2 separate regions of the Mus musculus genome follow, and region 2 is linked to region 1. A link is a loop called in an ENCODE intact Hi-C map of the cell type or tissue named here. Cell type or tissue: heart. All regions are shown on one strand. Each heading gives the region's core, and the rest is flanking DNA. Links, peaks and the distances in the headings are about the cores only. Region 1 overlaps Jkamp (JNK1/MAPK8-associated membrane protein). Region 2 has its middle 15 kb from the start of Pcnx4.

Evidence for each region. Hi-C counts contacts between places; a loop is a spot of excess contacts. Peaks named below come from ENCODE experiments on the same cell type or tissue, not always from the same donor. Only the 100,000 strongest peaks of a DNase experiment are listed, where the experiment ranks them.
Region 2: a loop joins it to region 1, with 2.7 times the contacts of the local background. A loop is called at or near these places in 3 of 42 quality-filtered maps.

Annotation. Positions count from the first base shown.
Region 1 is chr12:72,087,036-72,102,718 of GRCm38, forward strand. Jkamp (JNK1/MAPK8-associated membrane protein) reads left to right here. Exons shown (of 7, transcript NM_024205.2): 2 at 2,280-2,371; 3 at 2,921-3,075; 4 at 6,902-7,108; 5 at 7,651-7,832; 6 at 13,012-13,088; 7 at 13,575-14,492. The coding sequence ends at 13,793. It overlaps Ccdc175 (coiled-coil domain containing 175), which reads right to left. Exons shown (of 21, transcript NM_028687.1): 20 at 14,893-15,021; 21 at 14,257-14,385. The coding sequence ends at 14,372. It also overlaps the pseudogene Gm19135. Among named protein-coding and RNA genes, the nearest start is that of Jkamp, 9.0 kb to the left of the region's middle. In heart, for the core only: no CTCF peak of the experiment used is centred there; no DNase peak of the experiment used is centred there.
Region 2 is chr12:72,513,139-72,528,821 of GRCm38, forward strand. It overlaps a transcript of Lrrc9 not described here. Among named protein-coding and RNA genes, the nearest start is that of Pcnx4, 15 kb to the right of the region's middle. In heart, for the core only: a CTCF peak has its summit at 7,718 (motif pointing left); no DNase peak of the experiment used is centred there.

The DNA of each region.
Region 1 (15,683 bases), core at 4,570-12,569:
TAACTGCAGTTCAGTGGCTCCTATATCCCTTTCTGACTTTCTCCTCTTTTGGCCTCTGCGGGAACTTGGCTGGTACATGGTGCACAGACATAAATGCAGGCAAAACACAAATACACATGAAAACACAATACTATAATAATAAAAGTTTGTTTTTAAGATTATAAAATAAAGAAGAATTTTTTTAAAAAAAAGATGTCAGATACTTGGTAAAGTGAAAATATCAAACATGAGACATTTCAGACTTTTTTCTGTTTTCCCTCGGCAACATAAGTCCCCCCAAAAAACAACAACAACAACAACAAAAAAAACAAAAACAAAAAACAAAACTGTTCTCCAGGAATTTGAAAGGAGAAAGGGCCTTGTAACCAGAGTCTCCACATGAAAAGTTTGAGGAAATTATTGTTCAGCAATAATAACACGTGTAAATTCACACGTAGGCCAGCATTGTTTTGGATTCATTTCATAGCAAATGGCAGATTCTTACAGAAGCCAGCCTCACTGCCATCGTCCTCTGAGTACCTTTGTGGCTTTGAGCAGCACTTTCCATAATTGGTGTAGAGGATCAGGTGTCACTGATACAGAGGAGTAATTTCTCTTCGATGAAGTCTTAGATAATTTGGAGATCCTCGGGTTTTTGTCTTAAAAGAGCTGTTTTTAATTCCCCTCATCCCTTTAAGAAATTGATTGCAAGAAATTGATTGTTCTCAAGTAATTGCTCAGAAGCTCAGTGCCAGCACTGATGGGATCTACCCTTGTCAAAAATCATAAAAACTGGGCTAATGCTTTGATATGGAGGTGAATTGATTTGTTTTAAAGACCTACCTTCTGCTCTGAAGTTCTCTTTTCAGAATGTGGACAATTCAGCATTTCTGTTATGAATAAAAAATGAGTCTGTGTGCCCAGTGTCTCTATTTGGCCAAATGAAGAATAGTGACTGTAGCTGGTCTTTGTAGTTTTACCACTCCTTATCAATAGATAGGAGAGAAAGATGCACAGGTGGGGGGGGGGGGGTGTTTAGATAATAAAGATCTCTGAATCTAATTTTTTTCTTGCTTCTTCTTTGCTTGTAGCTGGCCTTTGCTGCTTTGCAGATTCTTTTTCCCCCGACATACACTCTCTGGTCCTCCTTTCTCCCAGTTTCATCCCCTGTCACCAGATAGGAGAGAAGGAAGGATGGGGGAGGGGAATAGAGCTCCTTGAATTTCTTCTTGTTTCTTCTTTGAACATAGCCACTGACTGCACCCAAACCTCCTCAACGACCAACCACCCCTACCCTGCCTCTCAGAGCCCTACCATTACTCTCTGAAGAGTTTCCAGAATTCTAAACGTCACACAACTGCAGGAACCTTCTGCTAGAGCCCGAGGCGAATCACAGTCAGCTGCTGTGAAGCAGCCTCATATCCCATCCCCATGCCTGAGACTAAAATGAAAGCATAGTATTTTGAATTCTCACTACAAGTGGCTTTCTATCCGAGATTTTTCTTTTCTTTTCTTTCTTTTTTTTTTAAGTTTTATTTATTTATTTTATGTATGTGAGTACACTGTCTCTGTCTTCAGACACACCAGAAGAGGGCATCAGATCTCATTAAGGATGGTTGTGACCCACCATGTGGTTGCTGGGATTTGAACTCAGGACCTTCGGAAGAGCAGTCTGTGCTCTTAACCGCTGAGCCATCTTTCCAGCCCCCGTGATTTCTTTTAATTAAAATTTTAAGTTGTGTGCTTGTGTATGGTGTATGATAGGCATGGGGCTGGGGGTGTGCCTGCTACAGCCCACACATGGAGGTCAGGAGACAGCTCTCTGGAGTCCTCTTTACCATGGGCTCTAGAAGTCAAGACTCCTGAGTTAGTCAGGCGTGCTCATCAAGCGCTTTTACCAGAGCTACCTCTCTGGCCCCTATCAGGGATTTCAATAATAATAATAATAATAATAATAATAATAATAATAATAATAATAATAGTTCTTATGACCTTATAACCAATGAAACTCTAAACTCCAATCATAGGGACTGGCTTCCTAGAGCCATTGGGAAGATTCAGGGTTAGGTGTCTGGGGCTAGAACCTGCTGTGCTGGTTAGAATAGGAGACTCCAGAAGAGCAGCAAGATGCAAGTATAACTTTCTGTGCTGTCACAGTGTGACAGTGTGTCGAGACTTGTCTGTTATGTAATTTTAAAGTGAGGTTGAGATAGTTGTTGTCAGTTACTTCAGCTATTCTCAGGCTACTCTTGTTTATAATCACAAAAGATGTTACTATACTGGCATTTGTTTTTAAAAAGCTGTCGATATTCAACCAGCATGCCTTGGACTCTACTGTGGGAAGACCCTATTATTTAAAAATGGCTCAAGTGAAATCTATGGAGAATGTGGGGTAAGTCCTATGTTGATATTATTTCATTGTAAGATTTGTTTGTTCTGGAAACGTTGTACATGTAGATTTTTTTTTTGTTAAATATATTCATGAATGTATAAGAATATGGTATTAATAAAAACCTTGTTTATATTGGCATGGTGATAACTATATTAAACCTTTCTTGACAGTCACAGATATTAAAAGATACTTTATAATGTCTAAGTACTGTCTAATAATTTAGCAAAGTGTTTTGCATAGTGAATTAACATGCCAACTCCAGAATACTTCTGCAGTAGTCTTTGTATGATGTTACTAACAAGGTTTTTCACTGAATATTAGCTAGCTATTTTAGCAACTAAATGAAAAGACTCTTCATTAGCATTTTATAGATAGCACAGGTCATGTGGATTTCTTGAAGTGGCTTCTCTTTGAGATTTCTTCTTATTCTGCTTATAGGCTTGGTTTTCTTTGTTAATTTTCAAAAGCTACACATACATACTAAGATGTTTAAAATACAGTGGAATCCCTTATAGAATGATCCTAAAACAGTATTTATACCTGTTGTAGGTATGCCCAAGAGGACAGAGGACCAATGCACAGAAGTACTGTCAGCCTTGCACAGAGTCCCCAGAACTTTACGACTGGCTCTATCTGGGCTTTATGGCTATGCTTCCTCTTGTTCTGCATTGGTTCTTCATTGAATGGTACTCGGGGAAAAAGAGGTGAGCATGTGTGATCGTATCTGCGTAGACTAGTGCTGGGGGAAGGACTACTTATTGTCATGTCAAGTCACAGTCTTCTGCTGACTGCCACCCTCAGCCTGTTTCGAAGGGGACAACTTTCTCTTTTTCTTTTTCTTTCTGTTTCTTCCCTGTAATAAGAAAACAGTAGTAGGGCAGATCTTAGTGCGTGTTAGTGATGTTCTCCTTAATGTTTCTCTCAGGGCTCTTGAAAGAACATTATTTCTCAATGATAATACGGAGTTTCTGCAAAAGTTGGGTATAGTCACAGGCTATTACTGTTTTAGAACAAATACTTTATAACTTTTTAATGCTAACGATCTAGTATGATTATGAAAGCTGACTAATGCACTGTTGGCGCATTTATTGAGCAGTGTATGTTGCCGGAAGTATTAAAAAATGTCACCATCCCAAGCTATCGCCGGCCCAGCGGCCCTGCCGCCTCCAAGGCTAGCCTCATGCAGAGACCAATCATGGCTCTTGCTGCGGATTCTGCTCACATTCCCAGCCATCCACCTGCTGTGGTCAGTGGTCCCAAATCCCAGTAACCCGGTAAAATCAAAGCTCTAGAGGCTTGGGATTCATATGTCAGATTTATGTCAGTAACTCTCACCCCACAAAACGCCCACACAGTGAACTCAGAGCCAATTAATATTGATATAAATTGCCCACCTAGATAAGACAGATTGTCCTGTAATTATCCGTCCCTTATAAGATATTCATAGCTACCTGTGGCTATTTAAAGCCACAAGGAATCTGGATCGTCTTTCTCTTTCTCCATCTTCCTTCCTTCTCTCTTTCCTCTCTCTAAAAATCTCTGCCCGCCTTCCTTTTCCACTGCCCAGTCACAGGCTTCTTGTATTAATATTTAAATTAATTGGGGGAAAATTCTGGTACAGTGTATTTTATGTTTGGAAGATTAGAGAAGACAGACTGGTATCTGATGATAATATAAACCTATCTTAGAGATGTAGTGAAATTCTCTTGTCAACAAAACACTTAGGAATCAGAGAGAATCAAGAGAAAAAGCATGCCTTAATGGGATCCAAAAGACTTAAGGAGAAAAGCTAAGTGTTTTGGTAGAAGAAAGACTGACTGGTGATGTGGAGGGTCATGCGAGCTGCAGTGGTCAAGGGTAGGTTGTAAATGAAGGAAAGATAATACTGAAGGTGGACGGAGGCCAGAATGCGGAGGCTCTTGACAAACATGTACCTGGTCCTCTAAGGGAGTGGGGAGGCAGTCTTCCTTAGCTGTCTGAGCCTGAGTAGGTTTTTTTTGTTTGTTTTTTCGGTTTTTTTTTTTTTGTTTGTTTTTTGTTTTGTTTTACAAGACAGGGTTTCTCTGTGTAGCCCTGGCTGTCCTGGAACTCACTCTGTAGATCAGACTGGCCTCGAACTCAGAAAATCCGACTGCCTCTGCCTCCCGAGTGCTGGGATTAAAGGCGTGCGTCACCACGCCCGGCTTGAGCCTTAGTAGTGTTAATTCCTCACTTGCATGAGATTTTCCTGCTTTGGAGGTTTTACTTTCTCCAAACCCTTTTTGCTGCCTGACGTTAGAGAGGCAGAAATGAACGTGGTGTGACTGAAAAATGAACACTGATGGGAGACTGACAGAGGAGGAAGGCTGAGTCCAGAGGCTCGGGGCTGAGGAGTCTCATAGGCCATTCATAAAGCTGGGACATTGTCAACTGTCTGGGACCTGAGGAGCTGGAAGAGTGGGGCCACCTGCAGCCTGACTTCAGCTTCAGTGTACTTTTATACACGAATGTAACAAAGGAAGCAATGACCCAAGGAAGAGCGTTTGAGGTCAGAAAAACATGTAAATAAACCTCAGTAAGCACATACTAAATATTAACACAGCAGCCCTTTCCAGACCTTGCTCAGCACAGGCAGCTTAAGCACATATACTGATTATAGCTGAGAAAGCACGAAAACAAGGCAGAAGGCTGTATCCAGATCCAGGGCACACTGACCAGATCGGGATCTACAGCCATGTTCTGACATCTGACAAGAGTAAACATGTCTTATACATTAAATGTAGATGTTGGTCACGGGATGCATGAAGTCACATCCAGGAACAACCCAGGGAACAAAATGCACCTGAGGTGAGAGGCCCTCGGCTTTTATCCCTGGAGCCTTGCTCACAGTTCCCTAAGGCATCATTCACCATGTGTCACTCTTTGGACTGCGCTCCGACGGGGCATAGTTCCAGAGCTGACGGTAAAGAGCGCAGGGTTGTCCACATAGATGAAACACGTCTTGAGGTAGAGGGTAGAGCCTGTCCATATATGTGGAGGTGCAGAGGAACTGGAAGCAGTTTAGTGTGGCCATGCGGGGGTATAAGAGAACGGTGGGAAGGAGGGTTTTTCTTGAGATGCAGAAGAGATCTTAAGGTCAGTTGAAGTGACACAGATCTGAGGAATGTATCATTAAATGCTCCTGCTGCTGTGCAGGCATCAGTTACACAACAGCCACAAGGTACATGGAGAACACAGACCCATGGGGCCACTGTCATGTATGTGGACTTCATAGACTGACACACCATGCAGTATATGACCACAGTTTTATAAGTGGAGTTTTGGAATCCACTTTTATTTTCAAAGATCACATGGTTGACTCTAGATGGATTGAAATGTGATGAAGAGATTCCTGTCGTTATGAGGTAGGTTTGGCTTTTACTCTAGAAGTATGAATTATAATGAGCCTGTGTTGCTCAGATCATACAGCGTGTGCTTATTCACACTGTGCACGCAGTGTTCTTATCTCAGAGGTACTTCAGCTGCTCAGTAGGAGTGACCCTAAGGCTGTAACTGGAATCCGGAAAATACTCGAGGGAAGCAATCCCAAGGATTCTACTCTTTCAAAAAGTGACTGAGGGGTTGGAGGGATGGCTCAGTGGTTAAGGACACTAGTTACTCTTGCAAAAGATGGAGGTTTGGTACCTAATATCCACATGGTGGCTTACAACTTTTTCTGGAGCTCCAGTCCCTGGGCACCAACCCCCTCATCCATAGCTCCATTTGCAGTAGATCTGACACCCTCTCCTGACTACCACAGGCCCCAGGCATCATGAGTATACATAACACACATAGGTTTTTAATTAAATTAATTAACTAGTGAATTAAGTAACCAGGTACTTAATTATATAATTGACTAGCTAATTAGCTAGGTAAGTAATAATTAGGCTGTCGATTAATTAATTAGTTAATGTTTTGAGACAGGATCTCACGCTGTAGTCTAGGCCTACGTGTATCTCGCTGTGTAGCCCAGGCTGGTCACAGTTTTGTGGTAATCCTTTTGCCCAAGCCTCCCCAGTGCTGAGATTACAGCCATGAGCCATGACACCCTGTTAGTCTGGAAATATTCTGCTTGCATCTGTGGAAACTGCGAAATGGCTCATCAGGATATAGATACGGTGCACATGCTCGTGCTCTCTCTCTCTCTCTCTCTCTTTCTCTCTCTCTCTCTCTCTTGTGCCCTCACATGGCAGAAGGGACAAAGACAGCCCTGACTCCCTGCATGAACAGACTAATCTTTTAGAATGGCAGACCTTCAGACTATAGCAACAGGGTTGTCTGAGGTGCTGATGTGATTAGCTTCTGTGCACTCTGAAGAGTGTAGTTTCAGGATAGGGCCCTAAACACACACCTGCTTTAACCCCAGTACTTGGGAGGCAGAGGCAGGTGGATCTCTGAGTTCGAGGCCAGCCTGGGCTACAGAGTGGGTTCCAGGACAGCCAGGGCTACACAGAGAAACCCTGTCTCGGCCCACACACCCGACTGAAGACTGACACGGTCCTGTCCCTGCAGCTCCAGTGCTCTTTTCCAGCACATCACCGCGCTCTTTGAATGCACCATGGCAGCTATCATCACCTTACTCGTGAGTGATCCCGTGGGCGTCCTTTACATCCGTTCCTGCCGCGTTCTGATGCTTTCTGATTGGTACACGATGCTCTACAACCCAAGTCCAGATTACGTCACCACGGTGCACTGCACTCACGAAGCCGTCTACCCACTGTGAGTATTTACTTAGACCCAAGACCGCTGAGAAAGAAATGGTTGTAGATTTCACTGATTTCAAGATTGATCATTGTGAACTTACAGGTGAGGTAGTAGAAATTATTTTCTTCTCTGGATACATACAGAGTATAATAAGAGGAAACATCATGTCTTAATTAAGGTTTTACTACTGTGAACAGACACCATGACCAAGGCCACTTTTATTATAAGGACAACATTTAAATGGAGCTGGCTTACAGGTTCAGAGGTTCAGTCCAGATTCATCAAGGTAGGAGCATGGCAGCATCCAGGCAGGCATGAGAGTTCTACATCTTCATCTGAAGGCTGCTAGGAGACATATTTTCAAATACACCAAACCTCATAAACAGACAACAACCAACCAACAAGACAGTGTGTGTGTTTGCTTGTTCTCCTTCACCAGGCTAAGTATCTTAGTGGGTGGGCGAAACAGTTTGAATCCCCTTTTAAGGTCTTTGATTTAAGACCGTCAGGGATGAAGGTTCTGCACATATCGACATCACAAATTCCTTGTTTTACAGGTACACCATCGTGTTCGTTTATTACGCGTTCTGCTTGGTGTTAATGATGCTTCTGCGGCCTCTCCTGGTGAAGAAGATCGCATGCGGACTCGGCAAGTCTGACCGCTTCAAAAGTATTTACGCAGCTCTTTACTTCTTCCCCATCCTGACCGTGCTGCAGGCGGTCGGTGGGGGCCTCTTATGTAAGTTTCATGACGAAAAGTCACTGTTTTCCTCCCAGCTAAACTTTATAACTCTTTCTTTAAAGTCATCCTTTGATCTTTGAAAGGTAGGCTTTAGTATAGATTTCTGCTGAAACATAATGTTATTAAAAACAGAATGGAATAGAATTTCTCAACAAATTGAAACTGAAGTTTGTAACTAAACTGGAAGATTAAAAAATTCTGAGCATAAAAATTTAAAAAGCTTTATATATAATGGATGAAAAATTATGTTGTCAATAAGTATTGTTTGCTATTGTCTTAGATTTCTAAGGTTCCTTGCAAAAATCCTTTATTCTTAAAATCGTTAAAGAAGATGTCTTTTAAGATAATTTGTTTAGCAACTTTGGGTTAAATTGTGTTAGAAGAATAGGAGTATCATTGTTATAGCTAAATCATAGCATTAGGAGCAAAAGCAGAGATTTCCAAATAGCCGGGGAAACATAGGAGGGGACTTTTGAATATATTTCCATTTTCCAAAAAGGTTGCATGGTGTCTTTCCTAAGAAGTCTTCCAAGAAGCAGAGGACAAATCTCTTGGTCCAGGACCAAGCAGGGACGGGCACTGTACAGCTCAGTATTGTAATTTGGTTTAAGAGGAGATTGGAGGCTCCTGGCTCCTGTCACTCATGTTCCAGCTCACAGATCACGCTTCATTTAGTTGCAAGGTGTCTGAGAACACCTAGGCTCCATCCAGCTCCTAGCCTTCCCTGTTAGCTTCAGCCCGCTTTGCTTATTTGCTTGCTTTGGTATTAGGACTTTATTAGTTTTTATTGCTGTGATAAAATACCATGACCAAGGCAAGTCCATTGAGGCTGGGAATTGTGGCAGCAGGGGATAGATATGGCAGCGAAAATAGCTGAGAGCTCACATGTCAGACTGCAAGCAGGAAGCAGAGATGAAGTAGAAATGGCCTTACTCTTTAAATTCTCAAAGTCAGACCCCAGTGACACACCACTGACAAGGCCACACCTCCTCAACATCCCAGATAGCACCACCAACTGGAGTATTCAAACACTTGAGCCAACGGGAGCATTCCCATTCAAACCACAGGGACCCGACTAGGACTTATGTAGAAGGGTGACATGAACAGATTTGCATTTTGGAACGATAACTTGATGGATTAAATAACAGTGGATCGTCAGAGGAGACAAGCTGGGGATCTGCTTGGAGACACCAGCAATGGGCGGAGCCTGCCTGCCTGCCTCACAGCCTGATGCTAGGGATGTGGGGCCATTTCAAAGGCAGGCATTATTAAAGCAAGGAACAAATTGAATGAAGGTTTGGTATAAACTGAAAATATGATAAAGTAACCTTTAAATAACTGATAGATGGGTAAACAAGTGGAAATAAGTAGATTGGAAAAGTGAATTTGTTTTAAGTATTCAGAATCTTCAAGAGGTCATAGATAGTAATTTATAGTAGGTGTTTGGAGGGACTGTCTAGGCTGGAGTTACGTACTGTCACCCAGTCACTTTTGAGTCACACCCTCAATGTCTAGGTGCCTGCATGTGAGTCACAGACGAGCTCAGCCTACCCTGCTTTAGCTAGACATCAGTAAAGAGCTGAAAGCTGACATTCCCAACCCACAGGAACACTCTCCGAATCCGGTGGACTCAGGCATTGCTGTGACTGAGGTTGAGCTTATTGATAATTTGGGAACCATTGCTAAGTCTGACTGAAATACTGAAGGAAGCTCTCAGGCTGTTGCAGATGTGTTCATGATTGGGCCATTTGGTGTTGGATTTTGTTCTTCCTTTCTCATGGCAAAGACGTGTTTGAGGCCACAAAGCACAATGCTGATGGAGCAGCCTGCCTGCGAGTTCTGTGCTGGTGGAGCCTTCACTGGCTGTGTAGACCAGGGTGAACCCATGGTTGGAGTACGAAAGTGACCTGCCTCAAAGAAGACCAAATGGAATAGTTAGAGGTGGGTCAAGGCAGCAGCGAGAAACACAGTTAACAGTTACCCTGCTTCCCTCCGTCTGGAGAAGGAATAGGAGATCATGTGAGTGATGGGGTGGTAGAGACAAAATAGAGGAAGAGAAGGAAGTGAAGAGAAGCCTCAGACTGAAGGTCAGCGGAGGGTGATGACACTAAGAATAAGAGAAGAAAGGAGGGAATTTCAGGATGAGTACGTTAATCAGGAGAAGCCGAACAGGACCAAGCCCTTTTGGAGCAGATTCCGATCACATCCCTCAGGAGGAATATGGCTGCTTCTGTGAGAGCCTCTCCAGTATGTGAGGGGAAGGCTTGGCAGGCAAGCGCTTGTCTGCAGTTAGGATGGAGCTCAGGGTGGCACCCTTGGCCCCTTGGCAAGCTTCTTCTGACTTCTTTGAGAATCCGAAGTGCAGTAACCCTGAACTCTGTTCACCGTGTTCAACATGGACAGCTGCGGTGAGCTGACGCCCAAACAATGCAGTTACATCTGTGGCACTGCTGACTGAGGGCTGCCTCTGAGAATCTTCCAAGATGCTCCAACAGCAAAAACGTTTCCACAAAAGCATTGTATGGAAGTGCCATGAGCTCTTCTCTGAGAACCATAAGTGATTCTGCCAGGCTTTCTCCTAAGAATCTAAGGCTTGGAATCCCTGGAGATTCCACTAAGCAGCGACACCTTTCTGAGCTGCTGAGCTGGCTGTCTGGAGTTGGCTTCTCTGTCAGCACGTGTCTCGCATGACGGAAACTCTGTACTCTGGTGAGAGCAGAGGGCAGCTGGGCACATATTGAGAACAAAGATGGATGTTTATGTGACAGCCTTGTTGGCAAGTACTGGATGCAGAAGCTCAAGGAGTTTGATGGGAAGAGCCTGGTCTTCATGGCCAAAGCATGCGGAGCTACCAGAGGAGAACAAGGTGGAGCTTGAGAACGTCTGCACCCTCATGGAAGCTGCCTTGGATAAGAAGGTCGAGGAGGAGGTAGTCTCTGCTGGGCTTGTGTCTTCATCTGCTGTATTAATGAGCGTCTTCAGGCCATGAAGGCCCGGCACTTTTGACAGTCAAAGGGCTTCTGGCAATTAGTCCCAATCATCCCATTGTGCAGACCCTCTGGTACAAGACTAAGGCTCACAAGGATATCAGGGATCCAGGGCACTGCTGTTAGAAGTTTCTCTGCTTGCTTCTGGCTTCTGGCATGAGGACTCCCCAGACCGTGTCCAGCCAAACCCCTCCCATGCTGAAGTGAGGTGAGGCCAAAGGAGCCCAGTGCTGCTGTTGCTGATGATACCTGGAACCTGAGGATGATGGGCTTCCATGTGGGGATGGATCGCAACGGAAGCAGATTAGGGTCCCCTGGGAAGCCTGGCCCGCTAGAGTTTCCTCATGGCTCCTCAGAAGCCTCAGGTGGCCCTGGCCTACGTGGCTTCCTCTGCTATTGTCTGGTGTTCTCTTCAGTCTCTGTGTGTTGAAGGCCAGAAAATCACTTTCACCTGAGAGCCGGGTTGGCTGTTGTGTACCGCTTTTGTTTCATTTTGTCCTGCAATTAAAATACATACATTCAAACGTAGAGTTATAAGTAAGCGTCTAATCCTTCTGGCCTAACTTTTTGGAGCTCTTGGAGCTAGAAGAAAGGGGAGAGCTATGGAATCGGGGAGGTTTGGAATGTTAACTCGGAAGAAGGTGGTCAGATAGCATTGCTTCCCAAATCACAGCTATTGCAAGTGTTTCTTTAGGTAGCAGAAATAACTCCCTCATTTCCACACCTTTTGCTAACAAGCCTCCACTCATATTTGGAAGGAGCATCAAGTGGTTCTTCTTTTTTTTTTATTAGGTATTTTCCTCGTTTACATTTTCAATGCTATCCCAAAAGTCCCCCATACCCACCCCCCCAACCCCCTACCCACCCACTCCCCCTTTTTGGCCCTGGGGTTCCCCTGTACTGGGGCATATAAAGTTTGCAAGTCCAATGGGCCTCTCTTTCCAGTGATGGCCGACTAGGCCATCTTTTGATACATATGCAGCTAAAGACAAGAGCTCCCGGGGTACTGGTTAGTTCATATTGTTGTTCCACCTATAGGGTTGCAGTTCCCTTTAGCTCCTTGGGTAATTTCTCTAGCTCCTTCATTGGGGGCCGTGTGATCCATCCAATAGCTGACTGTGATCATCCACTTCTGTGTTTGCTAGACCCCAGCATAGTCTCACAAGAGACAGCTATATCTGGGTCCTTTCAGCAAAATCTTGCTAGTGTATGCAATGGTGTCAGCATTTGGAAGCGGATTATGGGATGGATCCCTGCATATGGCAATCACTACATGGTCCATCCTTTCGTCACAGCTCCAAATTTTGTCTCTGTAACTCCTTCCCTGGATGTTTTCATCAAGTGGTTCTTATTGTTTGCGGGCTATTGTGTTAGTCACAGAGGCCTCACAGCAAAGTAGGATTTTGGGAAAGGATAAGTCATTTGTTTTTTTAAAGGAGAACAGCAGGGTGAGCAAAATTCACTGGGCAACGTCTGGTAGTTTAAGGTGCTGGGGATTAATAGCCTGGGGGAGAGAAGGACTGGGGATGGTCGTGAGGGGGTCAGCCACAAGCTTCCGGCTTAGACTTATTCTTGAGCCAGTGCTGCAGTGTGACAAAGGAGTATTAACTAAGACGTTAGATGATAAATGAACTTTTCTAAAGACCGTGAAAGCTGAGTTATTGCTCTTTTGGTCTTCTGGTCTTCTCAACCAAGATCCCTTTTCTGGACCATAAAGCACAAAGAACTGGGTGTCCCTCAGTCCACTTGTTTGGTACGTAGCTGCTTGTAGCAGCCTGGCCACGTGGGAGAGAGGTTAATTCTTTTCCGTGAATCCATCAGCTGCCTCAACTCTCTTAGCTATTGACAGGTGGCCAAAGTTTAACATTTTTAAGAGATTGAGAAGAAAATTCAAAAAAAAAAAAAAACTAAACAAACTTGTTACTGTGTAAAAATGATATGAAATTCATATCTCACTGCTTCTGAGAGTTTATGAGACCAGCGGCAGAGCTGCTCACTGGCATGAGATCTGTGCTGATTGCACATCACACCTGCGAGCGGGGAGTGGAGAAGAGACTGTGTGGCCTACAAGGCCACAAGTATTTGTAATCCGCAGAGAACTGGCTGTCATGCCCCAGCTGGCTGAGAAAGGCTCCGGAAGAGCTGTGTTCTGCCTCAAGATTACTTTCTAATGTCTGTCTCTTTTCCAGATTACGCCTTCCCGTACATTATATTAGTGTTATCTCTGGTTACCCTGGCTGTATACATGTCTGCTTCTGAAATAGAGGTAGGAAATTAATTGGTTTTCCTTTGTTATGGTTTTAGGGTTTTTTGTTTGTTTTGTTTTTGTTTTTAACTAAGAGCTGACAATTGAATGGAATAATACATATGATATGGTAAGGTACACTAACTGGTTCAGTGATTCTTGGAGATACCGGAGACCTCAGAGTCAGGGAGTGAGGGTTCTGGAACTGCAGTGGGCCTGGATGGAGAGAGCATGCTCTCTACACTTCCTCTTTAGTTCATGTCTATCTCAGGAAGCTTATGTTCCCCAAGTAAATGGTGACATGGATGAGAATGCAGAGAAGGGCTCTAGGCCAAGTATGGCTGCCGAGGGCCTGTGTGGCCCTGTGGACGGTGTGATGGCTAGACCTGGGGCTCTCAAGTCCGTTTTAGCTCAAGCTTTCAGAGTCCCAGCCATGAGTGTATAAGGAGCAGTGGTTTAGCTGGGTTTGCTAATCTGTTTCTCTTTTCCTTTCCAATGATCCCATAGAACTGCTATGATCTCCTGGTCAGGAAGAAAAGACTTATCGTTCTCTTCAGCCACTGGCTACTGCACGCCTATGGCATAGTCTCCATCTCCAGAGTGGACAGGCTGGAACACGACCTACCGCTTTTGGCTTTGGTACCTACACCAGCTCTGTTTTACTTGTTTACTGCAAAATTTACCGAACCATCACGGATACTCTCAGAAGGGGCCAATGGACATTGAATATAAAATGCCAAAAAAAAAAAAAAAAAAAAAAAAAAATCCCGAAAAGTATTCTTCATTAAAAAAAAGTAAAGAAGAATTAAAATGTATTAATAGCATTCTTTCATACATGGGAAGAAGATTGTCCAGATATTATAATGCTTGTGCTTTATCTTTGGATTTATTGGACCTTGTGGTTACACTTGGAGACTACAGGGCCTCCTGTTACTGTGCTCTGCCTATCTTAGCTATCACACCGGAAGCCCAAACAGGCAGGGGTAATTGCTCTTTGGAGCACGGCCATGTTTTTGTACACCTGTGCTGATGGTGTCTCCCTGCTTTTTGTGAAGAACCTTTAACAAGTGTATTCTGAACTCAATTGCTGTGGCATCATTATGCCTTCTGTTGTCTATACATTACCTTCGAGGAATTACAAAGGCAGATGTGCTTGTGGAGTGTGATGGCAAAAACAGAAACAAAGGATGTCTTTGTCAATGGCTATTTATTTTCACCAATACAGTGTTTAGTAATATTTCAAAAATAAAGCATAATTTATATAACGAACTTTCTGTTTAGAGACAGTTTGGTTGAAGACATGTTCAGATTATTGTTCCTGTAAAGAAGAAAACAATAAAGAATTTAATTGTAAAATAACTCCATGTTCTGATAATTCTTTTTTGCTACAGTGATTATGGAAGTAATTAAAAATGTTAAGCATTACGACTCATATTTCTTCTGTCTACTGAATAAATATGCTCACTCCCATTCTCTCATATTCAATTTCTTAAAACAAGATATATAGGCCACACTGTATTGATCCTGAGACTTTTTTCCAGTCATGACATTTCTGAGTCAGGATCTTATAACTGGAAGTCTCTGAGATAGAGTGAAATATGACATACATAGAAGGTCCCCGTGGCTGGTTTTGGATGGGTAAGTGGCCATGTTCGTATCTGAAGGCTTTGAGAGACTCATGTTCTAGCCATGGAAACAAAGACCCTTAGCCCAAAAATCTGGCCATGTGTATCCATTTGTGATTTGAAAAGTTAGTCCCCGAGTCTGCTCATGGCAACTCTGAAGACTTCTACTGATGCTACAAAACAAACTTAAGAGCACTCACGTGGCCTGTGCTTCTTCTTCCGGCTTCTTGATTGTTTCTTTAACATTTTGCAGATCCTGCTTAATGTGAGTCTCCTAGCATGAGAGGATGGGGAAAAACGAAGTATTTCTTGATTCTTTTGCTTCTTTCCTATAAGAAAAAAATTGGGTTTTGTGGTTATTACTGAATATTAAAATGCTGAGTTGCTCCAAGAATCCACATGTGAGAGGTGACATGTCTGATGTGCCACCTCTGAGCCTACTGCATTTGAAACTGTTTTGACAGTTACCTTCCTATGTCCTCTCCTAGCAAAAAAAAGTCTGTATAAGAGAAGTCATAAGATAAAAAGGTTACAATTCTGCAGAGGCAGAGATTGTTAGGGATACTCAATTACTTCATGGGAACAAAGTTATTAATATAGCCACGCTAATTATTCATGTTAGTAACGTTTGATAAAATGTGTTTATTAAAAATATGCAAAACAGGAGGCAGAGGCAGGTGGGGCTACAGGCTTGGAAAATCAAATGCCAGCCTTGGTCTACAGAACACGCTTCAGGACATCTGGGGCCATAAATAAATAAATAAATAAATAAATAATAAATAATAAAATTTGTAAAACAGCTCTCATCCTAGTTCAGCGTCCATCATGTTTGAGGTCTTCATGACACATTGCAACTTAAGGCTAGAGTACTTTGCTATTCAGACCTGAATAATTTGAAAGGCAAAAATACTCTCTTAATGTGGACTTCTAGATGAGTTTAATTTATCCAAAACTATGAATTTAAAGGACTTTGCTGCTCACTGGAGCCATG
Region 2 (15,683 bases), core at 3,537-11,536, 430 kb after region 1:
AGTGTTAAAAATGGAAGATTACACTATTTTACTCATGATGTTAAATACCAAAACAGCTGAACCATTTACATTGGGTAGAAATGCATGTTATTCACATTCTGCTCCTAGGAAATGATGCTATGACGAAGACACTTAAGCATCTTAGCTTTCCAAAAGCTGCAACAGCAATTAGTGGCAAATAAAATGTTTATTGGACTTGGATAAGTTTTAGACAATTAGTTGTCCTCCAGATGTGATTTAGCCAAGAACCCAATGGGACATATTACTTATCTGCATTTATCACTCATTAGAGGAAAGTAATTCTTGTCATAGGTGAATATGTATATATTTGTTGTAATAAATTCAAATCAGCTAATGGACTCTATAACCCTTTGGGAAATTAAAAATCTCTAGGTAAAATACTTGAAATATAAACTGATTGCTGATTTGTGCTCTAATAGAAATTGGATGTGTACACAAACCTGAAAACTTCAAAGCTACATTTTACATTTGTAGAATATAATTTATAATATGTTCATTTAAATGGCTCTTTCTATACACACAAAGAGAGGAGAAAATTACACTATATTTTTCACACCAAAACCACCATTATTTCTGGATAGAATCCTCTAAGTGTGTTATATGTGGCATATATTCCCATGTGAAATATACACAAATGAATAAGCATACACATAATTTTTCAAATGAGATTCAGTAGCACTCAGAATTCAAGATGTCTCAGACTCGGCTATTTAGTAACTGCTCATGAGTCTGATAACGACCACTAGAACCCAAACCATATACCATCCTGACCATTTTTCCTACCACTTTAATTTATTCCCAATGTTGCTACAACTTCTCTTCAATGTGCTCCATTTTCTTTAGGGGGAAAAGAAATGCTTCCAAAGTGCTTTAAATGCAGCCTCGGCAGCTACACTGACCCCTCTCTGTAATCAGTTGTTTTGGTGACTCTTTAGGCTGACATGATTCCTAAATGGTCATGAAATTCTTCCCTTCATGCTGTCTTTGGGGACCTTAATGTATATCCAGCACAGAAGTCACTTACCACAGGGTCTTTCCCAGTTATCCGAATCATTGAGCGGCCGTTATATGACTCATACCTACCTTGTCTCTTACAGAATTCGTGGGAGTAACTTTCTAACATCAAATCAGATGTAACTACCTAAAATTAAGCGAGCAGTCATGCAGAAACCAGCAGACAGCAGGCAGTGACATCACTAACATGGCTGAGACGCTTCGCTTCAGCTCTGTGTGAAGATGTCACCCTTGATTAATCTGACTTAATCCGTGATCTGAAATTTTATAGTTATTTTGATCATTCCCCCAGTTTTTATATTGTAACAGTCATGAACTACTTAATACATACAGACACACACACACACGTACAAAAATCTGAGAAGATGAAAGTGATAGGATGTGAAACAAATTCTAGAAATCCAAATTATGGTATCAGAAGCAGTTAGTTGTGAGAGCTCATGGCGGCCAGCCCTGTGGGGACTTTGGTTTGTTAACTAGCTACTCATTCAGAATTACTACAGGTCATTATTAAAGGTCAAAAGTCAACTTGAACATGTCTCTTGTAGCCCGAAACTGTAAAGTCATCACTACAGGCACAGCTGTTTGTAATAGGAAGTAAGACTGCTCTAACTCAGAGACTAGGAACCAGCCGACCAACACAACCATTGCTAAAGCAAAGCCAGTCTTGCTAGTTGAGTTTTGCCACAGGTTACTTTTTAGGGCTGTTCTTTGCAGTGGGAGAAAAGAAGCCAGGACAGCCATCAGACTTGCTTAGTGACCAATGCAAAAGGTGGGCATCAATGTGAGTTTCTAAGTGACCCAACGATGGACGGACGCTGCTGGTTCCTAGTCTGTAAACTGATGGCTAAGTGAACTGGGGCTGTGGGGCTGTGGGGCTGTAAGGCAGTGAGAGAGTGCCTGCTTAGCCTAGCATGCACAAAGCCCTGGGCTCAGGCACTATCCCTGCATGAATCAGGCTTGGTGGCTCGAAGTTAACCGGGGGTAGAGGCAGAAACAGTGAGTTTGATGCCACCTGAACTAGAAGAGACCCTGTCACAGAAAAATCGAGAGCTAAGTTGTTAGTTGTATTTTGCCATAAATAAGGCACATAGTTCAGAAAATACCCTATATTTTCTGAAATATAAATTCAAATATTTATATAAATATTCAAAGCATTGGTTCCATGTTGCATATAATTTTCATACTATTCCAGTGCTCTTTGTATATACATAAGGGGACTTTATATGACTGTTCAAACCCTATAATCTACCTGAAAATAGTCCCAAAGGTATTTTGGAAACGATCATTTCAATATCCATGCAAGAACTTCATGCTTTTTAATGCTTTATTTAAATACTGGCTTTTGTAACTTGCATCGTGTAATTTTTTACATTTCAAACCTAATTATAGATTGATTTTTCACTTCTTACTGTGTGGTTTTTATATAGCTGTTACAGTCAGGGCCTTTGTTCAGAGAACAACTGTGCAGTTCTTAAGATGTCCAGAAGGTGTCTGGGTTGTACTGCAGTTTCCACATCACAATGTCTGAAGCGTGTGCCTATTATGAAATTAGGACTCTGCTCTTTTTTTCTTTATAAATAGAAATGAATATCAAACTTTTATAATAAACTGTCTTTTTAAAATAGTAGAACAAATAAGTGTAATGTTTTTCCTGGGGGGAAATATAAAGCAGAAAAGGATAACATTATACCATACCAATTAAACATTCTGGGATTTGTTTTTATTTCTTCTATAGATCTTTCATAAATGATATCTTTTATGATCATTTTTTAATTTGGGGATATTTTATAAATATTTTTAATTACATCTGAATTTCTTCTTGAATATGAAATAATTTTAATACATAATTTGATAGTGACACAAAGAATAATAATAAACATTAGTTTAGGCACTGTTGGGTGCTGTACAGAATACAGCAAACACAGAACTAGCCTGCAGTGGCCTTTTCATATAAATCACGGTTCTCTTACATGCAAACAGGAAGGGTGTGATTCTGAACATGATTTGGCAGGTTATCACTTTTTTTTCTGCTGTGACAGCAGATGTCACTGATGAAGAACAACTCCCCTGGGAGTATCAAATGGATGAAGTCCCATGTTGTTTGTGGTCAATACATTTGTCTCTATCCCATTCCTATTTAACAAAACAAGCAAAATATCATGAAGAGCAAGAGACATTTTTCTGGGAGTGATTTTAGATGCCCTTTATCCCTGGCGCACATTTTGAATGACTGACTCTACTACTTCTATTGAGATAGGCACGGCACGCACTGTCTCTTCAAAGAAAGTGTGGTTTATGAAAAGGATGCTCTATAATGTCAAATCCTAGATATTTTCTACTGCAAATACATTGCTTTTTCAAATACACATGAATTAGCAGTTAATAATTATGTGCTCTTAAGCCAGCAGTTTGTGTCAGGTTACTAGATAGCTAATGTACATAAAGACTTTAAACTATTTCATTTTCTTCCAATATATTTAGCCTAGATTAAAAAGTATAATTTCTACAACACAAGTAGCATTTCATTGTTCTCAGTAATAGATGTATTTTGCATCAAATGCACTATGGTTTGATTTTCAATTCCACAAACAATCGGATGTGAGAAATTCGCATGTTAATCACCAAGTAGGAGCCTGCTATGCTGAACTGAAAGCAGGTGACAGCAAGCCCATCTTCTAATATCTACACATGATAGTCAACTGTAGTCATAACTGCTCTGTAAGGATCTCCTCACTTACTCCGGTCCTACAGCTTTAGATTCTTCTGATTCTGAGTATTTTGTCCACAATGTACACGATGCCTGTATGTAACATTTATACTGCATGTATATTTATAGGCACTAATGACTAGCTTTAAAGTAATCCTGTGTATGCAATATGCATGTTGTTATTTGCCCAGAGCTATTACATATTATAAGAAACATTCAATGTTTTAAAATATTAGGCCTTAATTACAGCTTCAATTAAATATTACTGACATACTACGAAATAAATTATTCTTAGTTCTGTATTCGTAGAGGCAGCACACATGGTTGAATTGTCTTGGTTTTTAAGGGAGTCTAATCAAGTTGGTTTGTTTATGCATTAGAGGCCAATTTACTTCATCAGAATAAGTTGTCTCTGCAAAACACCTAGAGAATCTTGGAGCTCTTAACTGTTTTCTTGTTCATCTTTCTAATCCTTTTTCATTATTAAGATATTTGTGCAGAAAACCGATACTAAATTACTGTTTAAGGTCACAGCTGCTTTTTAGAACTAGATCAGCCAGGAACACATTGTTATTTTACTAAAAGCAGTCTGTTTCTACATATTTTTATCTTTAAAAAATATCAATTATACCATATAGCACTAATCTTTTAATTTTAATTTAACTTATTTATTCAAAAGGCGCCTTTCAGATTCAATGTGTGCACTTTATCTTAGAATTTTGCTTTTGTAATGACATATATCTAATTAATGATTTAATAGAAGACACTAGAACATTAGACCATGCCTTCTTTTCTGGTCAGGCTGTGACAGGGACCATTTCTATGGGTCCTGAGTCAGAAGTGCATCAGGATAACACATTTTGGGACATTTTAAAATGAATTACATTTTCACAAGTATTAAAAATGTATGATTTTACAGTTGTGTAAATGTAAACTCATAATTGTACATTTTATAGTTTGTAATTTTATGATTCTAATTAATTTATAAATGTATTAAAATATTTCTTACCAGTAGTTTTTTAAAAAGTGATCTTACTATTGTGTAAATCATAAATGCAACAGCTGTATACTTTATTTTTAAAAAATAAAGTTGGTAACATTTAAACACTGTAGCTCATATTCACTGCCTGTGTGCCTTACGGCTTCCTTACCATAATAGGAGGGTTGGTTGTTTTTTTGTTTTGTTTTTTTCTGAAACTCTTTGTGATAATTTTACTGATTTAGCTTCACTCTTTGTTCGGTCTGTATATATAGCTTGGAGTTCTCTCTCTCTTCCCTTCAAAAGGTTTTACAACTGTCTCTATGAGCAACCAAAAAAGACTAATCTAGTGTGTGTGTGTGTGTGTGTGTGTGTGTGTGTGTGTGTGTGTGTGTGTGTAAAGTTTCCAATTATTTCTCATTTCTTCCTCTCAATTTGCCTCAGACAGGTATTTGCGAACAGTGTGCCTGGTCTCACATAGCCTTTCACGCTTTACGGAGGGCTTTGTGAGAGCTCAATCAACATTAATGGTGCATTTCTAGTTAAGGACACAGAATAGGGAGAAGTCAATTTGGGATCCCAGATGAACGAGTGTTTTCAGAAAGAATGGGCACAAATGGGTTGAGCACACAGAAAGCAGAGTGAACTGCCCTGCGCGGAGCACTCAGGCAAGCCCGGCACAATGGGAGACTGAAGCACGGCAGAGCTTTGTGAGAGACATACAATTGGAGCAATGGACTTGCTCCAACCATCTATGTCAAACTTAAAAGATAGGCGAAAAGCAGAGCAAGCGGAATTCTATAGAGAGTGCTGAGGAACAGCAAGTGGAGAGCTACATCTAAAGAGAATGAATGCAGTCATTCACGAACGAAGTCAGAACGGGCACATTTCCCTAGTTAATTTACCTTGGAAGGGCACTTTAGGTATTGAGCCATTAGAAACAACAGAAAGTATTTAAACTGCCACCATTAGAATTTTGAAAGAACATAGTCTACACCTAGTATTTTACAAACATATCTATATGCATTTATGTGGATACATAAAAAAAACTATCTTATATAATTATAGTAAATTCTCACAACCTTATGATCATCATAGTTATGGTGAACTTCTTCCACTCAAAAAGATGGCAATCTCTATCAATGGCAAAGCTGCAAGGGTACAGTTATAGAAACTTGAAACTAGATGCCATGCAGTACATACAGAACATGGAAGTATTAATAACAAATGGTTTTCATTAGTTGAAAAAAGTTGTATGTATTTTTAAATATCCCTTAAATGTATTAATATGCTTTATGGCTTTAATCAATTTAATATCACTATAAAGGGATCTGAAGGGATAATAAATTCTATAATTTAAAGCTGTTAAATACATGAAAAAGATGAATCATAATCTTAATTTACCCATCACCAGCAACTTGGAAACATAACTATACTAAGAATTAGCTATTTACCAATTAGTGGTTTGGGCTGAAAGAGAAAACCCACTTTATATACATATTAGATAGCTTCCTCTGCAGAAAGAGTGAAAAATGAGCTTTGAGACTGAGAGCTTGAGGAGCCGAGTGGCAAGCTCAAGATTACGTTGTTCATTAATTAATTAGGTTGCCAGTGCCTTTCACGCTGTCCCAGGCACACTGCTTACTGCACGAGCGAGCCGAGCACTCCTGGCCCTGACAGCACTGGCTGCCATCAGGCAGAACTGGACCTGTCTCTGCCCCCATGCATTCTAACCTGTCTGCATTGAAAGCCCCGGGAAAATGGCCAAACTTAGGCCCCCTACCAAACCCTTTACAGTGCTTAAGAAGAGCATCTGAACCTCTCAACTTCCCTAACGGCATGGAGCCTGCCTTCCCACTACGGTCCTGCTGGTAGCAAGTTTCATAAAGGAACGGAATTTAAATGTTAGGAAGACAGCTGTGCAGTCCACCAAGTGGCATAAATGCTACAGTGGCTGGGACAGGAGCAGTAGTGATCTATCAGTCTGAATAAAGACTCCATTTCATTATTAACGTAAGCAAACCCTGGCTCAGTAGACAGCAAAACTCTTCTGTTGTGTCTGATTTCCCCAGACTGATTCTTCAGACTTTTTGTTTGAAAGTCTACCCCTGTTCTGTGAGTCATCTTTGGGACTGCCAGTCACGCAGCCTACAGTTGGGATGTGGACTTAGGGAGTGGTTTCTTTAGTTTATGTTCTTCGTGACAATTGATAAGTGGGAGGGTGTGACACAGGCCTCTGGCGGCCACTTGCCTGCCAGCGGAAGAGCCTTCAAAGGGTAAGGCAATGAAAACAAGGTGATATTATTGACTAATATTTGAGTCTCCAGATGATGTCTCAAGACATCCTCTGACTTCCCAGTAAGACAACCAGTATGTTCCTTTGGGGCAATAAAATTGCTGTCATTTGCAACCAACAAGTGATTCCGAACCTCAGTCTAAGGTAAGAAGGGTGGTATCGCTTTTATTCTGAATAATTTATAAATTTATTCTGAGTAAATTATAGTGATTTAGAGAATATTGATTATGAAGAGTGTGAGATAAATTTATAAAATATGTTACTCTAAAGAGCAAAGAAAATACAACCCCTCTTAGGGTTAAAAGGATGAGAAAAGAAACTTACGAGAATATAAAAATAACATCCCCAAAACAGACCCATAGGCACAAGAGCCATACAAGAGTTTTATGTTTAATAAAATAACTTTATGATAAGGAAAGCAAGAACTGAATGTTCTATGTGATATTTTTAAGAGTGACATGGCATAGAGTCTAAACAACACTGTAGTGTAAATCAAAGACCTGGGATAGACAGGCCTGTTGTTATGAATTTATACAATCTTTACTTCTCTGGACCTCCAGTTTCCCACCGTTCATGAAAGTGTCTTTATGTCTACAGAGTTGTGAGTGAGCACTCAAAACAAAGCTCACTGCAATCTCACAGCCACACTTCTTTACCACTACCTGCTGACACTTCTGCTCTCTGCTGCCACCTAGGGGCCAAGGAAAAGAAAGGCGCAGAAAAGACTCAAGGAATACAGATTTTTAAAATCACAAGTTTCACTTTTAAATAGAAGATAATTTGGTGACATTTAAGATTCTTTATCAAGCTGCTCTGTGGATTCAATATTTAATTGTACTGTGCTTTTATTTTGTAAGATAGATGCCTTTTTATTTCTAACACAGAAAAAGACATCCTATCCCCTTAGTCCTTTCTAAAACTTTTTTTTTCATATAAAATTTTTTCATTTTATTTTATTTATTTTAAGTTTTTCTTTCTTTTCACTTTCATTTCTTTTTATTTATTTATTTATTTTAGGTATTTTCCTCATTTATATTTCCAATGCTATCCCAAAAGTCCCCCATACCCTCCCCCACCCACTCCCCCTTTTTGGCCCTGGCGTTCCCCTGTACTGAGGCATATAAAGTTTGCGTGTCCAATGGGCCTCTCTTTCCAGTGATGGCCGACTAGGCCATCTTTTGATACATATGCAGCTAGAGTCAAGAGATCCGGGGTACTGGTTAGTTCATAATGTTGTTCCACCTATAGGGTTGCAGATCCCTTTAGCTCCTTGGGTACTTTCTCTAGCTCCTTCATTGGGAGCCCTGTGATCCATCCATTAGCTGACTGTGAGCATCCACTTCTGTGTTTGCTAGGCCCCGGCATAGTCTCACAAGAGACAGCTACATCTGGGTCCTTTCACCAAAATCTTGCTAATGTATGCAATGGTGTCAGCATTTGGAAGCTGATTATGGGATGGATCTCTGGATATGGCAGTCTTTAGATGGTCCATCCTTTCGTTACAGCTCCAAACTTTGTGTCTGTAACTCCTTCCATGGGTGTTTTGTTCCCAATTCTAAGAAGGGGCAAAGTGTCCACACTTTGGTCTTCGTTCTTCTTGAGTTTCATGCGTTTAGCAAATTGTATCTTATATCTTGGGTATCCTAAGTTTCTGGGCTAATATCCACTTACCTGTGAGTACATATTGTGTGAGTTCCTTTGTGATTGGGTTACCTCACTCAGGATGATGCCCTCCAGGTCCATCCATTTGCCTAGGAATTTCATAAATATATTCTTTTTAATAGCTGAGTAGTACTCCATTGTGTAAATGTACCACATTTTCTGTATCCATTCCTCTGTTGAGGGGCATCTGGGTTCTTTCCAGCTTCTGGCTATTATAAATAAGGCTGCTATGAACATAGTGGAGCATGTGTCCTTCTTACCGGTTGGGACATCTTCTGGATATATGCCCAGGAGAGGTATTGCGGGATCCTCCGGTAGTACTATGTCCAATTTTCTGAGGAACTGCCAGACTGATTTCCAGAGTGGTTGTACAAGCTTGCAATCCCACCAACAATGGAGGAGTGCTCCTCTTTCTCCACATCCTCGCCAGCATCTGCTGTTACCTGAATTTTTGATCTTAGCCATTCTGACTGGTGTGAGGTGGAATCTCAGGGTTGTTTTGATTTGAATTTTCCTGATGATTAAGGATGTTGAACATTTTTTCAGGTGCTTCTCAGCCATTCGGTATTCCTCAGGTGAGAATTCTTTGTTCAGCTCTGAGCCCCATTTTTTAATGGGGTTAATTGATTTTCTGGAGTCCACCTTCTTGAGTTCTTTTATATATTGGATATTAGTCCCATATCTGGTTAAGGATAGGTAAAGATCCTTTCTCAATCTGTTGGTGGTCTTTTTGTCTTATTGACGGTGTCTTTTGCCTTGCAGAAGCTTTGCAACTTTATGAGGTCCCATTTATCAATTCTCGATCTTACAGCACAAGCCATTGCTGTTCTATTCAGGAATTTTTCACCTGTACCCATATCTTTGAGGATTTTCCCTTAGAAACTTTTGCAATAAAATATATAGAGCAATTATTTGTTTGTTTGTTTATTAGATTTATTTATTTATTCTATGTATGTGAGAACAATGCAGCTGTCTTCAGACACACCAAAAGAGGGCATCAGATCCCATTACAGATGGTTGTGAGCCACCGTGTGGTTGTTAGGAATTGAACGCAGGACCTCTGGAAGAGCAGTCAGTGCTCTTAACTGCTGAGCCATCTCTTCAGCCCCACTTCTTTTATTTTTATATGCATTATATATAATTTACGTGTTATTTAATGATGCATGTATGTGTATTTTGAGATAGGATCTCAAGTAGCCTAGGCTGACCTCCAACTCCTTAGGCAGAGGATGACCTGAATCTCTGCTCCAGGCACCTCTATTTCCTGAGTACTAGGATTACAAGTCAATGTATGCTACTGTGTCTGGTTTATAGAACCCAGGTCCTCTTGAGTGCAAAGTAAGCACTCGGCCAACCAAGCTGCACCTCTCGTCCCACCTTAGCCACTTTGTTGGTGTAGGTTGTGGTGAGGAAGACATGCAGTTTATCATTTTAAACTATACTAATGTGCAGTTCATTTTCAGCCACCATCATCATCATCATTCATCGTTAAAGTCATTTTATCTTGAAAACTTCAAAACCTTGTTCTTCCCATTAAATAGCCTCCCTGTCCTCTATCCAAGGTACCTGTCGTTTTGCTATTGTCTTTATGGCTCTGACTACTATAAGTAACTCATATTCGTATAATTATGCCAGTATGATAAACTGTGAGTGGAGTATTTCACAGACATGCCTTTAGGCTTATTCATGTTGCAGTATGTGTCACACTTGTCTACCCACTTAAAGATGACTAAGAATCCACTGTGTGTATACACCACACTTGGTTTAACAACTCCTTCACCTTTGTGCTATTTTAAGTGACCTTTCTATGAACATATGTGAACATATGTGTACAAGCATCCACTTGAATCCTTCTTTTCACTTCTGCTGGGTACTAGATCATATGGTAGTTCTAATTTATTTTTTAAAGAGCCACCATACTTTCCGCAGCAGCTATACCACTTTCCATTCCCACAGCAACACGCAAAAAGACTGTTATACATTAGAATAGCTTGCTCTATCAAAATAAAACGTGATGCTTAGAAAACAGACATAAAATGAGTGTTCAAAGTAGCATCAAGACATCATCACGACACTAACAAAATTGTCAGTTAAATTTCTCCAAGTTTTCTCATTTGCATATTTTTTCAGAACTAGAATACTTCATTCAGCTTTTATGTTATGTGTTTGTGTTTTCCATGATATTACAAAGACAGTATGATCATCTTTTGTGTGTGAGTGTGACAGGGTCTTAGTGTATCTCTGGATGGTCTGGAACTAGCTGTGTAGACTAGACTGGCCTCAGACTCTCAGACATCAACCTGCCTCTGCCTCCCAAATGCTGGGATGAAAGGAGTTAATACACACCTGGCCATAGTTATAATTTTAATGTGTGTGTTATGTTCAACCAAGAAAAATACTGTAATTTTCTCAACCACAAAAGCACACATTATTTAAGTTGCTAAAATTTTTCTAGCCTTATAAATATATAATAAACATATTTATGTGTAAGTACTTTTTAATAATTCCCATAAGAAAATATTAATCAGTTAAAAGATGTATTCTGACAGCTGCTAATATTGGATTTGTTTCCAAAGCTGTTTCATAGATTTTGTATAATTCCCTCCTTTCTAAATGAGGAGCCCATGGCAGGAGGTTCTGTAATTTTTCTGTGAACCATTACGCCTCTAACCAATTATTTATCACCTAATAAATACAAAATAAGTGGGCGCGCAGAGAACTTCCCAGGCTGTGAACATCAGGTCAGTTTAGTCTGTTTAGATACAGCGCTGCTAAGCAAGTGAGGCAGGGCAGGCAATGTCCACACAGCTCAAGTGCAACCGCTGCTAAGGTTTTCTTTGTTGTTGTTGTTGAAAAGAATTTTCATACAGTATGTTCTGATCAAAGTTTCTCCTTTCCCAACTCCTCTCAAATGCTCCCCACAACCTCACCCATCCAACTCCACCTCTGTCTCTGCCTCTGTCTCTGTCTGTCTGTCTGTCTGTCTGTCTCTCTCTCTCTCTCTCTGTGTGTGTGTGTGTGTGTGTGTATGTGTGTGTGTGTCTGTCTGTCTGTCTGTCTGTCTCTCAAACAAGCACATCTTTGAATATCCACAATTTAAGAAAAGGGAAAAAAAAGTACAAAAAACCACAGACAGACATAGACACAAAAACATAGACTCACACTCACACACATACACACCCACCCAGATATACATACACACACACACTTACATACTCATGCTCACACACACATATAAACACACATACAAGCACACTCACATACACATGCACACACACACACATATACACACACACATAAAAACACAAAAGTGCTAAGGTTTTTTTCACTCACTTTGTTCGTTTCCTTTTCTTTCTTGTAATTTGTGTCATTGCATCACACCCTGTTTTAAGTTGCACGGATCTGTCAAACTGTTTATCACAGACTTTTGCACACAATAGGCATCATTTGGGTCAAATTTATTCATGTTTATTTTTATTGACTGGGAATGTTTTTTAAATCACGATTAAAAAGTACATTATCTACACATTAACACATTACAAGGATTCCCTCTTTTATGTTAAAATATGGAATAAAATTAGCAAATAAAGAGGGACTCTTATAAAACTGTCCTGAGAGCCAATGTAGGATTCAATTCTACCCAAATTGTAAATGATAATAGACATGTTACTAGAACTGCCAAACTCTTCCCAAAGCAATCTCCGAGGCTAATCACACAGACAATCACCCTTTTCATTTCTATAGTAATAACAAAAATTTAAGCAATATCTCTTGATTGAAGTTGTCTTGGAAATTGCTGAGTTTGAGACCTTATTTTAAAATGCAACAAGCCTGAAATGTTAAATGCAATTTGCCATGCAGCCTAGAGAAGGGAATGAAGTGCTTGCTACATTTTCCCCTAATTGTTTGTGATTGCAGGCTGAGTAGGCCCGGCACTCCATCTTCAGAACCATTTCTCGGGGCGGGCCTTATCAGTGTTGACCACCAGGTTTAATCAAAAGGAGGCTAAAAATAAAATAACTTCTCCTTTACCAGAGATAAACCTTCACAATGCCAGCTCTAACATTTTTATTTAAGTGACCTTAAAGAAAAAGCTCTCAGTGAGTAAAGTATTGGTTCTTAATGAATTCTTGTTGATTAAGGTGGCATATTACCCCGTGTTAATTCTGACACAAATCGCTGTATCAGAGTTAGCAGTTATAAATGAATCGTGTTTTGTTGGTTTTGGTCTGTAGGGCAATAAATAAAGCTCACTGTAATATTTAATTATGTTATTTAGAAAGTTTATGCAATTAAGAAAGATAACTTCTATTAAAAATTGTATACATTTGCCTTTATTCCTACCCATACATATGATCAATTTCACACAAAAGTCAGAGTGGACACAGTTATCTGGAAATTCAGCGCAGCTATGTTTGTTGCCCATTCTCTTCCCATCACTGAACGTCACTCCAGAGCATCTCGAGAATTTGAGTGACTCACCACATGTCAAATTATCAAGTCTGCCACACACAGTAAATTATAATTCAGACATTAGCACTGACCAAATATGTTTTCCTTTTCTCTATGAAAATCAAATACTTCTTCTACAGTTAAGAACAACATCATTTTAATATTGAATAAATTGTGCATACTCATGTATTTAACAGTGACTCCCCCATTCCCCAAATCAGTTACTTTGTTCATGTCTGATAAGAGGTGAGGGAAATACTGGTCTAGTAAGTGAGGATTATGTAGAGAGGATGAAGTATTCCAAGGTGCTGTCAATAGGGATGCTTTTGTGTGTGAAGAAGGAGCCATTTTCCTCAGGAGGAGGCAGCAGTGGGTAGGGAACAGGTGACCAGTCAAGAGGGAGAAAATTAGACTCCGTCTCTTAGAAATTTTTCACCAGCTTGTAAAGAAAATGCTTTTCGTTCTATGCCTCAATAGAAAGGGGGATTAAAAACTCCCTCTGGATGAGTTTGCATGACATTTAAGTATTTTGAATGTTAAACAATTTGCTTATTGAGAAGGGGCTGACCTAAGCAGAATTCTCTTAAGAAGAAATCAAACTATGTTTCACAGCCCCACTGTTCTAGAGCAGGACTGGGGGTACCAAGGACAGCAAGAGGCTGACTTGGGAGCAAGCTGTGAAATTCAGAGTATGACTCTACACTGAATTAGGAGACTGAAGTTTTCATTCCATATTTGCAGTATTGAAATGAGTATTTTTTATTATATGTGTTAAGCAAAGCATATATTCCCTTAAAATAAACTTTGTTTCTAAAATGTTATTTTCATTATTATGATGCTATAGGAAAAAAGTTTAGAGGGGAAATAAGTCCACGGGGTGGTTTTATATAAAAGCCACAGATAAAAGTGATCCATTATTTCTTAACTCAAAGTCATCTATTGTAAATAAATGTATCTTTTTTAATGTATATGCAATTTCTACTAAACAGTAGGAAGCAAATGTTTCTGTAAAAACAAGTATTTCATAATATCTAGCTGGAGATTGGTAAAGGTTTTCTCGAGTTTAAAAAAAATCTATTTTTAATTAGTACATTAATTCTCTAAACTACACATAAATGAGGGAGGCCAAAGCCTGAGCTTGGGAAACTGTGCTGAGATTACTGTTTTAAAGCAGTTGGCCAGCGTGCACTCCCTCCGACATGACATGCAGGCCAGCGGGGAAGAAAAGCAGGTGCCATGGCGACCCATCAGCACTTCCTCCAGCCGAGGGTGACTGGGCAAGCCGCGAGTGAGCGGTTAGGTGCCTGCAGAACCACGGTGACAAGGTCTGCGTCTGCAGTGCTACCCTAGGTAAGCTGGAGACATCACCAACAGGATCAACAGTGTCTTAGAGTCCTTGTGTACTGGGGTTAGGAAGGAAGTCACTGGAGACAACGGAATCATTTATGCACTGGAGAACCTTGCCACAATTTCAGCCTCCAACACTTTAAATTTTGTTGCAGCAAAGCTAAATTTCAAAAGCAGATCCTCTGACCTACAACTTGTATTTTATGTATAAAACTTGCTAACCAGACTGGAGAGATGGCTCAGAAGTTAAGAGTACAGACTGCTCTTCCAGAGGTCCTGAGTTCAATTCCCAGCAACCACGTGGTAGCTCACAACCATCTGTAATGGGATCTGATGCCCTCTTCTGGTGTATCTGAAAACAACTACAGTGTGCTCATATACATAAAATAAAATGAATAAATTTTTTTTTTATTTAAAAAAAGATGTTCCTGGGTCCGTGGTAGCGCACGCCTTTAATCTCAGCACTTGGGAGGCAGAGGCAGGCAGATTTCTGAGTTCGAGGCCAGCCTGGTCTACAAAGTGAGTACCAGGACAGCCAGGGCTACACAGAGAAACCCTGTCTCAAAAAACAAAACAAAACAAAACAACCAAAAACCAAAACCAAAACCAAAACAAAACAAAAGATGTAAAAAATAATTTGTTAAGCATGGTTTTACTCCCTCTAAATAATAGGAACAACCTCTAATTTTTAATGTCTGTATTATCTTGAAGACAGCATCACCATAGATATTATAAGAAGAAATTTAAACTAATGTGAGCTTTTCTAAGCAAGTGAAGACAGGTCTTAACAAAAAAGAAAGATAATGTTTACAGGATTCTAATGGCTAGCACATTTATAATCAGATTTAGAAGGCAGATACCAGTGAAAAGTTAGCGACTTGAAGTTACTGTAGTTCTAACTTTAGAAACTGTTACGAATGACAGGCACCGTATTTTTGGTATCCCTGTCAACAGACGTTGCTGGTGCCCAATCTTGATCTCTGATACTGGGGTGAAGGCTGAAGTCTGCATAACCAACTCTCAGTTGTAGATGACAAAACAAAGGGGCATCTCTTTGTAATTCACATGTAACTTAATTGTATAGCCATAAAGTACAAATATGTAGATATTTACAGAAGTAGTATGCTATTAAAATGTGAACTTCCAGTAAAATTACCTTTTGTTAATTTTTAAATTAACTTTTAATTTATTTAAAATAAAAA